2 separate regions of the Mus musculus genome follow, and region 1 is linked to region 2. Evidence: chromatin loops called from intact Hi-C (ENCODE). Cell type or tissue: heart. All regions are shown on one strand. Each heading gives the region's core, and the rest is flanking DNA. Links, peaks and the distances in the headings are about the cores only. Region 1 overlaps 4930500H12Rik (a long non-coding RNA gene). Region 2 holds the start of Gm41472 (a long non-coding RNA gene).

Region 1 (5,390 bases), core at 166-5,165, 110 kb after region 2:
TTTTTTTAAGTTAGTTATCTTTCATGTGAATGAAATAAATACATATTTTAATTCAGTACATAATGAGGAAAGTGAAAATAAAAAGAGAAATCATAAAGGAGAGAATCCAGCTGGATCTAAGGAGCAACTTCTTAATCTTTTCATGTTTGGGAGCTAAGCTATTCAAATTTTTCATTCAGTCACAATAATTCAGGTCATAGATATACAAATTAAGCTACTACATACAAATTAAGCTACTACATACACATCCCCTGTGTTGTCTATTGAGATAGGTACTTCATGCAGTACGTGAGTCATACATTTCAGTACCATAATACATTTTAATATCGTAAAATATTCTGCTCCATGGGCAGCTTCAGAAAGCCAACATGTGTGAGAGACTGCTATTGCTGTGCCCTGTGGAAGCAATGAATGTTCCCAGTGTCATTCCTTAGTATGGTTGGTGCTGTACTTGGCCCCACTTTGATCTATCTTCCTTCCTTCCTTCCTTCCTTCCTTCCTTCCTTCCTTCCTTCCTTCCTCCCTCCCTTCCTCCCTTCCTTCCTTCCTTCTTTCCTTCCTTTCTTTGCTCAAAGAAACACACTCCACAAGAGAAGATGAGAATAGAAACTATCGGGCTGCAGACTATCAGAAAAGACAGAAAGCTCTGTAGATGAGGAATGTTGCCACAGAAGGAAGAGTGTAGAAGCCGCCGTCTGGCAGAGAGACAGATCTGAATCTGCTAGTACTGTAATAAATTATGCGACTCCAAGGCTAGAGAGGACATCCAGGACCATTTTCCCCATTCTCTCTTCTGAAAGGCGGGGAGAGAGATCAAGATGAACTAGGCAATATATTCAAAGTCTATCAGTAACCCTGATAGCATCAGGACTACATCTCTCATCAAGGAGATTCGATGGTTTTGTTTGAAGTACAGGCAAGGCAGCCTTAATCCATATGCCATGGGTGAGCGGTGCTTGTGCATAATAGACATGTGTGCATGTTAAATGTATACACGAGATAATTAATTCCAGGGAATGGCTTGTAAATGAGAGGGGGGGAAAGGTGTCATTGTTTATTGAAAATGGGAAATTTTAGACATTAATTTCAGACTGGTAAGCCTCAGGTGAAATTTTCTCCTTTCAATGCACCCCCCACTATTCACAGTCTTAAAACTTCATCTTTTCTTTAAAGTGAATTTTATTCTGCCTCACCCCCACCCCTTACTCAATTAAAAAAAAAAGAGGTAATTCGGATTCTTAGGGTGAACATTGTTTCATTTTCCTTTGTTCAAAACCACTTATACTGACACCTTTCAGAGTCTGCTCCTCTTATTTAAGACTCCCCTGTGTTGCCTCTTTGTCTTTTATGAGCGAAAATTTCCCGAGATTTACTCTGTTCGGAAGGAACAAAGACTAGGCAGCTGGGTATGCATCCCAGCACAGCAAACAGCCGAGGCTCTTTCCCATCCCTGGGAGTCCCTTGCTTGTTTGTTTGTATTTGAACAGCCAGAAGGGACCTAACAGGATTCCACCTGGACTGCCTGAGCCCTGGACTCCGTTTGCAGCTTGAGTGTGAACGCTGAGTTCTAAAGGCAGGCAAGAGTCAGAGGCAGTCCACTGTTTGGAGTCACACAAGAACACCGAACTGCACCACCATAGCATAAATGCAGAGGAGGACGGAGGTCAGACCCATGCAGGATCCCTGATCTCTGCTAAAGCCCCTTGAGCCCCTGTCCTTGACCCCCACTACTTCCTGGGATCCTTCCTCTCGCTCCTCCTCAGCTCAGCCTAATATTTGGCTGTGGACTCTGCATCTGCTCCCATCAGTTGCTGGATGAAGTCCCTCTGATTTTTCTGATGACGATTTTGCTAGGCTCCAGTCCTAGCACATCCTAGAAGCAGGACAAAACTACAGGTCGGAGGTTTTCGGGCTGGGTCGGGGCCCCAGTCCCTGAATTTGAGACCTCGCCTGGTTGCAGAGGATGGAGTTTCAGATTCCATTTCTCCCATTGCTAGGATTCTTTGCTAGTGTCACCCTCATCCAGCCGTGATATGAGAATATGTGCCTGGTCTTATTGTCGCTTGTTATAGCATATTTGGTTGATGATCCTGAAAGGCCTGCTCTTTTCTGAAGAGAGGTGAAGCGGGGAACGGTGGATCCATGGGAAAGGGGAAGCAGCAAGGAGAGACTGGGGTAGGATCAGGGGAAATTGTAGTTGGGATGTAATATATGAGAGAAGAATAAACAAAAAGAAAAAAAAGAAAGAAATTTATTTCCACATAATACTTTGATAAACAAAAAGTGAGTCCTAGCAGCCGTTCTGAGGCAGTCCGCACAAGTCACACCCCTTCCGTCACCACAGCTCTGGACAGTTTTAAATCTTCCTGGAAGGCTGAGTTTTACAACTACCACAATATACAGAATACATTTGAGTCTCTCTGAGGTGAGGGAAATTGATGAGATGGGAGGAGATAGAAGCAGGAATACTGGCTACCTGGAAGCTCTAAGCTTAAAAGAGAAGGATAAGAAATCTACCGAAATCCATACTAACAACAACAAAAGCTGGATTAATAACTCACTCAGTCAGCCTTTCATGTGGATCTTTCTAAAGAAACGAGGCTATTTTGTCAAAATAATAAGCATGTTTTCTGATGGCTGTCCTGCTAAAAATATAGCTTCCACACAGAAGCGGCGACGCGTTCTTGAAATAGCTCCATTTGGCTTGCATCGCTGCGTGTCCTCATCTTAACTGGATGCGAACTGTCTAATGTCCTAAATGAAAGTAATTTTTGGACTCAGTGAAGTTGCGCATCTGACAAGCCCTTCCAGATGTGATTATGTAGAAATATTTCATACAGCTGCAAATTGGGCAGGGGGAGGGGGCGTTTGGGGAAGTTATATATAAAATCACTTTTAGGGAGCCTTTTTTTGGTTTGCAGTATTGGAAGGTGGACCATAAGACACACAGCACAGATGAATCACGCGCTGCACTGAGCTGGGGAAGCCTTTGCCTGGACTGTGAATAGCAGATAGCTTTGCTTCACCCTTTCAGGCTAACCCATAGCGCGTAAGGAAAAGCATTGTATCAATTCATCATGCCTTTGTTCGCAGCAACAGCGGGTGTTGTTAAAGCCTTATGTCCTGCCTGTGACAGTGTTCCAGAAACCTGACCTGCCACAATAGAAATTGCTGAAAAGAACAGCAACTGTACCGGACTTGAAGATTGTACCATGATACTTCACAGGCAGAGATAATAGGATTCCGTTACTTTATTTTTCTGCTGCTTATCAGAAGAATGGATATGTTTGGATACATATGTATGTATGTAGATAGGTAGGTAGGTAGGTTTTTTTTTGTGTGTGTCCTTGTACACATAGTATGCCTAGTAATGACAGACTCTTCATTTCAAATTTCAGAAGTTCATTAGCTGGTGACAGAGGTCAGGGACAAATTTTGATAAGAATGTTATTAATCAGGGACCAGAGAGATAGCTCAGTAGTTGAAGAACCTGAGTTTGGTCTCCAGCATCCTATTGTGAGAAACCCTATTGGGTTGCTAACAAACACCTAGAACTTGAACTTTAGGACATTCCTTATGGACTTCCAGCCTCCATTAGCACCTGCATCACCTACAGACCGACATATACATATACACATGTACACATAAAGCAAAAACTAAATAGATAGTATTATAAACTAGCTGATATATGCCCAACTTGATCCAAAACCCTGAAACAACCGAGGCTTATTCATGGGTCAGAGAGCAACTGCCTTGTTCCACGGGGGACCCTGTGCTACCCACTCCCTTCTTTCAGCCTACCAAGCTATGTATGGAATATAGTCTCATCTCATGGCTTTCTGACATCTTTGAGACTTGACTCTTTGCCGGAACAATGTTACTGTCCCTGCTAAATACCACTGAGCACAGCAAGGCCCAGAGCTAGTACTGGCTAATAAAAGGTGAGGAAGTGAACTTTGCTTCTTCGTTAGAGTAGCTAAACATCACATTGGCCAAAGAGTCCAGAGAGGAAAAGAATTTGTCCGTTTTTAAAAAAATCTACTACAGAAGATTTAAGTTGTCCCTGAATTTACTGTCAACATAGGAGAGACCACTACTGGTATGTACTTGGCAGGAACCACATATATGAAGTTGTTGAGAGATGGGAAGGGCAATAGATCCCTCAGCTGGACATAGTTATGACTGTGAGAACCAATGTGTCATAGATACACTGGCTTTTATATTCTACACTCTTATAGAATGTAGAAAGCTGTATAAAGAGGAAACTGTTCTCTGTGGCAGTGGAATTTGGGTAATAGAGGGAGTGGAAGATCACACTGGCTAAGGACCATAAAATTCAAGTGAATGTGGCAAAACTGTGACAAGAGTCATCAGAACAGAGGAGCCCTGATAACAGTGAAACCACACGATTTGAATGACTTCTAGAAAACTGCTTCATGACTTTAGCTTGTCTTTCTTTGGGTGATTTGTAGAAGTTCTTACTAAATTAAATCAATTAAATCTAAACTGCCCTTCTGTTTACACCGATATTAACCGGTTACTCAGACTAACACAAAGAGCCGTCACCATCCAGGTACAAGGCTAAGAGTATGTAAGTGAAAGGAAAAAAAGATCAGGATTAACAATGTCAAATGCTGAACTATGGGAATTATAGCTGCCTGACAAAATTCTGTAGGAACCAAAGTCCTGAAATACACAAATTTGCAAGCCAGATGTGAAGTTATTTTTTTCTTAAGGTGAGACAGAAATAATTGAAAATAATAAATTGATTGCATATGATGAGTAATCTTGGAATCATTATAACTGAAATCCAAGTACATTTCTACATAACAAGGCAGAACGTCTTCCAGAGTGAATTTATTTTTATAATGAACATCATAATACCTGAGTTTGAAATATTATCTGCCCAGTGTATGCGGTGGGGAGGTATAGAGGTATATGTGTGTGTGCATACATACACTGTATATTCATCTTCAAAACACAGATTTGGGTAACACCTGGAGATTAACGTCATCACATTGTGTCTCTTCTTCAGGTTATCTGGAGTTTGTTTTTTGATACAGGGTTTCTCATTAAACCCAGAACTCACTGACTCAACCAAGCTAGCTGACCCCTGAGCTCCAGAGAGAGCCACTGTCTCTGCCTCCCTAATGCTGGGATTAGAGTTGTGTACTGCCACATCCAGCTTTTCATGTGATTGCTGGGTATCCAAGCTCAGGTCCTCCTGCCTGCAAGCTAAAACATCTTCCAGGATCCCCTGCTCCATGTTTATATTTCCAAATATGCAAACATTTTACATGATACTAGAAATAAAACAGAAATCATGCTGCTGCTGCTGCTTCTTCTTCTTCTTCTTCTTCTTCTTCTTCTTCTTCTTCTTCTTCTTCTTC
Region 2 (5,390 bases), core at 169-5,168:
ATTCAAGTACAGTGTCTTTAACCTGGAATTTGCTTGGATATGTGCAACAGATAAGACCCAAGATGTTGATGGAGTGTCCAAATGTATGCATACCAAAGGAAGGAAATGATTCTGTGTTCTTGCCTTTCTAGGCTCAGTTTCTAGCTTCTAGCACAAATACTCTCCAGTATCATGTTTTGGATGCCAGCAGAATTGCTTTCCTGGCATGCTTGAATGCATTGGAATCAAAATTATATAGTTCTGTATCAAGAAAGGCCATCTATGCAAAGTTTACTCACTCTACTTTATAAAAGATTGAATTTGGAAATCATAAGCAAAGAAAACATGTGCCTCGAAGAGGACCACAGATTCAGAAATATAAATATCAAAATAATTCAAATACCAAGAGTTACCACTTAAAGTTTCCATAAATTAGATATTCATCATCCTGTTAGTTTATGTTAAATATTCAACATGCAGTAGATGACTACTTTGGATGACACATCAGATCAGACAATGAGAATATTGGTAGAAAACTTGAGTCAGTTCCACTGAGTGGGTTATAGCATCAACAAATGTGTCACCTTTTCTGCTACTAAAGAGATCATTTTTTATGTGCATGAAATCATTCATACATACACTCTTTCTTTCACACACATACACATTCATACACATACACACTCACAACATAAGTTGTAAGAGACAACGAAATAGTCCTTCCTGTGCCAGACATAATGAATTCTCTTGCTGCCCTTAACACCCACAGGCTGTTCTGCCAAGTTTAGAACAATAACCATATGCAGCCTCACATGGCTTCAAGCATTTTTGTTTGTCCTTCTCTCCCTGAAACAGAGTAATTCCCTCTCTGCTTCAGTATTCTTTTCTTTCATAAGAAAAAGAAATCTAAGAAAAGCCTTAACAAATTACTGAAAAACCCTTTCATCCTGGATTGAAGTTTTAGCTTACTTTGTGGTTTGGGGTATGTGGGTGGTGAGCGAAATTCAACTTAGTAGACCAGAACAGTGTATACTTCTGACTAATACTGAGTACAAAATAGAAATCCATTTCTCACCACAGTAGGGGACACATGTGGTCAATGAAGGGAATGCTAGCCTGACTTCAATTATTTGTGGTCACAAAAGAACACAGAAATCTTAACTATGCAAAATTAAATGAACTGATTTTATCCCAAGATCTGTCATTGTATTAGAATAAGATCATTCTGTATGAATTTAATTTTTCAATTAAAACAATAGCAACATGTTTGTAGTTCTTTGTACCCTGCTCTGTACCACAAGAGCTAAGTTTAGGTGGGGTGCCTGTAAAATAACTGGGGGTAGCTCCCCTTCATTTGCTCAGAAAGAACTCCCATTAGGGAGGGGAAAAAAATCACAGGAAGGACACAATACCTGTACCACATGGCCATTTGGCCTTCACTTCTTTATAAACTGCTTTCCCTTCCCCCAACATCAAGGCAAAAAAAAAAAAAAAAAAATCACCAAACAGAATCTTGGTTCAACTGCAAGACAGTTTAAGGTCTGACTCCACAGATAGAGAAGCAATCATCCCTAATCGCCTCACACATGCCAAATGGAAAGTTTTTTTTTTTTTTTCAAAAGACCTCCACCAGAATGACTCTTGTCAGCGTTTGTGTTCTGACAGAATTGTTTCTGTGATTGTGCGCCCAATTTCCTCGAAAAGACTCTCCTGAAGTCCTCTCTGAACACAAGAGGAAAATGAGCAATGGGTTCTTGTGCTTTATTAGTGGTGGGGGAGGGGGGCGCTTTTTACAAAGATCTCAAAAGGACTAGGACTGGAAAAGACAGTCAAGATGGAGACAATACCCTTACAAAGTGTTTGGGTTGTCCAAGAGGGTTTTTGTTATTCCCAGGAAAGGGAAATAATCAAGGCCCCCCAACGAAGACTTTCTTAGGCATAATAAATAATGGGGCTCACTATACTCTACACTTGCTTCTGCCTTCTGCGTCTGTATCATAAATATGCACCTTAGCAAGTCAGCTATTTTGAGAACACGGAAGCTACACTGGGTTATTTATACAGGCACGCTATGTTCTGGAAAGGTGCTGGGACTTGTTATCTGTCTGTGTGAAAAAAAAAAAAAGTGTTTGCTCTCTGTCCTGAAATGAGTTGCGAGGGACTCACTAAGTATCTGAAACTTCTGACAGGGACAGAAGACGCAGGGAAGCTTGAAAGACTGTAATTCTCACAGGTGCCATTGCACTACCCATTGAGAACAGGGGAACCACAGCACAGTTCCTTGAGCAACCATGACTGCTCTGCTTCTGTTGCTAATAAAACGATGAATAATAGCTTTTAGTATTTGTTGAGTCTGGCTTTTTTGTTATTTTATTTTTATTTATTCATTTTCATGTCTGGTTTTTAACCCAGACGTCCAGCTGTTGAAGGATTTTTGAGACACAAAACAAACACCACACCCTCATTAGGTCAGAACTCTTTTCTATCTACGTCCCTGGAGCACGATTTCTATGAGTAGATTTTCTTTTATTAGGCTCCTTAGCAATGAAGTAATCATATTTATTAGGCAAAGTTAAACGTGTACATTTGACTTTTGTTCGTGTTAGGTGAGATAAAAATCCTGGCATACTGCTGAACTATTCTGTATGACATAAGACACTTTATTTTTCTATTTCACTAGGTTATTCCAATACAGATAATAAATAGACTCTTCTAACAAAGAATATATAGAAACTGAAAATGGTGCAGAGTGTGACATTATTTAATATGAGAGCAGAAAGTGGGTTCAGTGAATTGATGCCCTGATTCAATATTCTAACTTTGCTCTGGAAAATCATTGAGATAGTGATTCATCCACACATTTCATAAATCCGTTAAAGAAGATTGTTTACCAGGGAATGACCCAGCATCCTAATCCATTATTGTTGTTGTTGCTATTGCTAATAATACCAAAGACTGCGTGCATTATAAAGAAAGAAGTTTTAGTTTGGGTCACAATTATGGTCTGAGGTCAAGATATTACACCTGAAAATGGTCTTCTTCCCAAGTCTCCACTTTAAAAATGAAGCTTAAAATAATAGTGCCTTTAATCCCAGAATTCATGAGGCAAAGGCAGGTGGATCTCTGAGAGTTTGAGACCAACCTGGTCAGACCAGATTACATAGAGTGACTATGTCTCAATACAAAAGCAAATAAGCAAAACAAAAAGTCAAAACAAACAAAAGAAAATGGACCATGTTTTTTTTTAAACCTTTGGTTTCCAAATTTTACCATCCCCTCAGACTTACCATACAAATGAATGTGATTGTTTGGAAGACTGAATGCGGTAGCTCTTTACTATTCTTCTCTCCTTCCCGGAAAAGAGTTTTATATCCTATGAAAGAGAGTGAGACATGTTGATCTTCGTGGATTTGTGTATCATTAGATAGTAGGCATGTGACCATCATAGTAACCCGCGTTCTCTTATCCATCTTGACAACTTCACACTCTATCTCAGGGCAGTGATGTCTCTAAGATACAAAGAGGCAGCATAAGCAAGATAAAGTAATTGGATAACAGAATGAAATGATTGAAATAAAATTATGTTTCTATCACTTCCTTAGAAACCCAGTGCTTATTATTCAGTAAGGAAGATAGTAATGAGGTTTGAATACCATCCATTTTAAACTAACATGTTCTAAGTACCTAGGTAGAAAGATAAAAATTTAATCGATCATGGAGATATCTTCAGACATTTAGTGTCAGGTATATAGTTTGAATGGGTATGAACAGTCATTCTGAAAAATGTTTAGAGACTATATGTGTCAATTTTATGAGATATTTTCTTTGAAATTGTTAAGCCACCATAAATGTAAGAATGTCCATAAGAAAAATAAGGAATTATATAATATAATCACACACTAATATATATATATATATACACATATATTCTCATATATATATTCTCATATATATTTTCATATATAATTCGCATATATAGTTCTCATACACACACACACACACACACACACACACATATATATATGAGAATTATGTGTGTATGTGTGTGCACATGTAAGGGGTGTGTGCATATAGTTGGGTAAGCATGCATGTGGAGACAAGAGGGAAACCTGATGCGGCATTCTTCGGATCCTACCCTTCCCCCTTTTTCGGAAAGAGAGAGACGATCTCTCACTCACCTGGTGCTGATAGACACACTAATGAAAAAGCCCCAGGGACAACTCAGCTGTACTTAGGAAGACCAGGAATTACAATCTGATGCTGACCACATTTTCTTCTGAAGTTGGGTTCTTAAAGCACCCTACCAACTGAGCTAACTCCTCAACAGCTACCAGCTCAAGAATTTTTTCTTAAAATGAATGATAATTGGCATTTTTTGTCTTTTGTTAGTTACCTATTTGATGATTGGTTACATTTTAAAAATTGTGGCTCATGGACTTCACTGTATTCATCCAAAATGTCAAAGCTATGATGTTGGGTCATTCATTGGTTATGATGAGGTAGTTTTCATACCTATGTTTTGATGACTTATTGTAGGTAGAAAAGTCAGAAGCTAATCCCAAGAAATATACCGTGTACATATTTATTTTATTTGTATTAAGCTGAATTATTCCAAAATCTCCGATGCAACAGATACTTCCCAGAGCAGGACAATAGGGTCACAGGTCAGAGGGTGGATGACACCTGGATGATTTAGCTCTTTGCATCTAACACATTCCTTGAGAATTGTGAGTAATAAACATCTTGAAAGTCATGCATTGTTATTATTTTTGTTTGGGGCTTTATGAGAACTGCAATCATTTTAGAGGACTTAGAGTATCTTCAAAAGGGAAAGATTGATTTATGCCATAATCAATTGCTTACCTACAGCTTTAACATGGTTATTTATACACTGCTTAATCTATTACTTTATTTAATGGTTACTTTTATTGTATGTTCAATTAATGTTGTAAACAGAATATTGATTCTAAGGATGGTGCTTTTTTTTTATAAAATATGTCTGATCATAAAAGTGGCCATCAAAATTAGAAATATAAAAATGAATCCGAGACGTGTTTCACTAACAGTTGGAAGTGTGTGTAAACCTCTGCTTCTGAGTTATAGACGCGGGTGACAAATCAAATGTCAGAAGCACATATCTCAGAGCAGTGTCACTTCTAGTGGCAATTACCCTATCAAACATCCTTCAATCCTGTTTTAGAAGAATCTGGCATACAAGGGAGTTACGTAGGAAATTTAAACTTCAGACATCATTTTGTGAGGGTTTAAGTTTAGGAATATTGAGACTCAGAGATGTACATAAAGGATCAAAAACACAATTCGTCATTAATTTAGTCATGTTCCATACATATCCCACAGGCTTGCACATACGCACACAGCCTAAGGGAGCTTCAAGAGTGGGTGACTTAATGATG

Evidence for each region. A loop is a pair of places that touch in the nucleus more often than their neighbours do. Peaks named below come from ENCODE experiments on the same cell type or tissue, not always from the same donor. Only the 100,000 strongest peaks of a DNase experiment are listed, where the experiment ranks them.
Region 1: a loop joins it to region 2, with 2.5 times the contacts of the local background. A loop is called at or near these places in 2 of 42 quality-filtered maps.

What each region holds. Positions count from the first base shown.
Region 1 is chr16:73,365,045-73,370,434 of GRCm38, reverse strand. All of the region lies in intron 3 of 4930500H12Rik (a long non-coding RNA gene), which reads right to left. Among named protein-coding and RNA genes, the nearest start is that of Gm25699, 55 kb to the left of the region's middle. In heart, for the core only: no CTCF peak of the experiment used is centred there; no DNase peak of the experiment used is centred there.
Region 2 is chr16:73,479,034-73,484,423 of GRCm38, reverse strand. Gm41472 (a long non-coding RNA gene) reads right to left here and starts at 3,319. Exons shown (of 3, transcript XR_876158.1): 1 at 3,264-3,319. In heart, for the core only: no CTCF peak of the experiment used is centred there; a DNase peak (open chromatin) is centred at 2,053.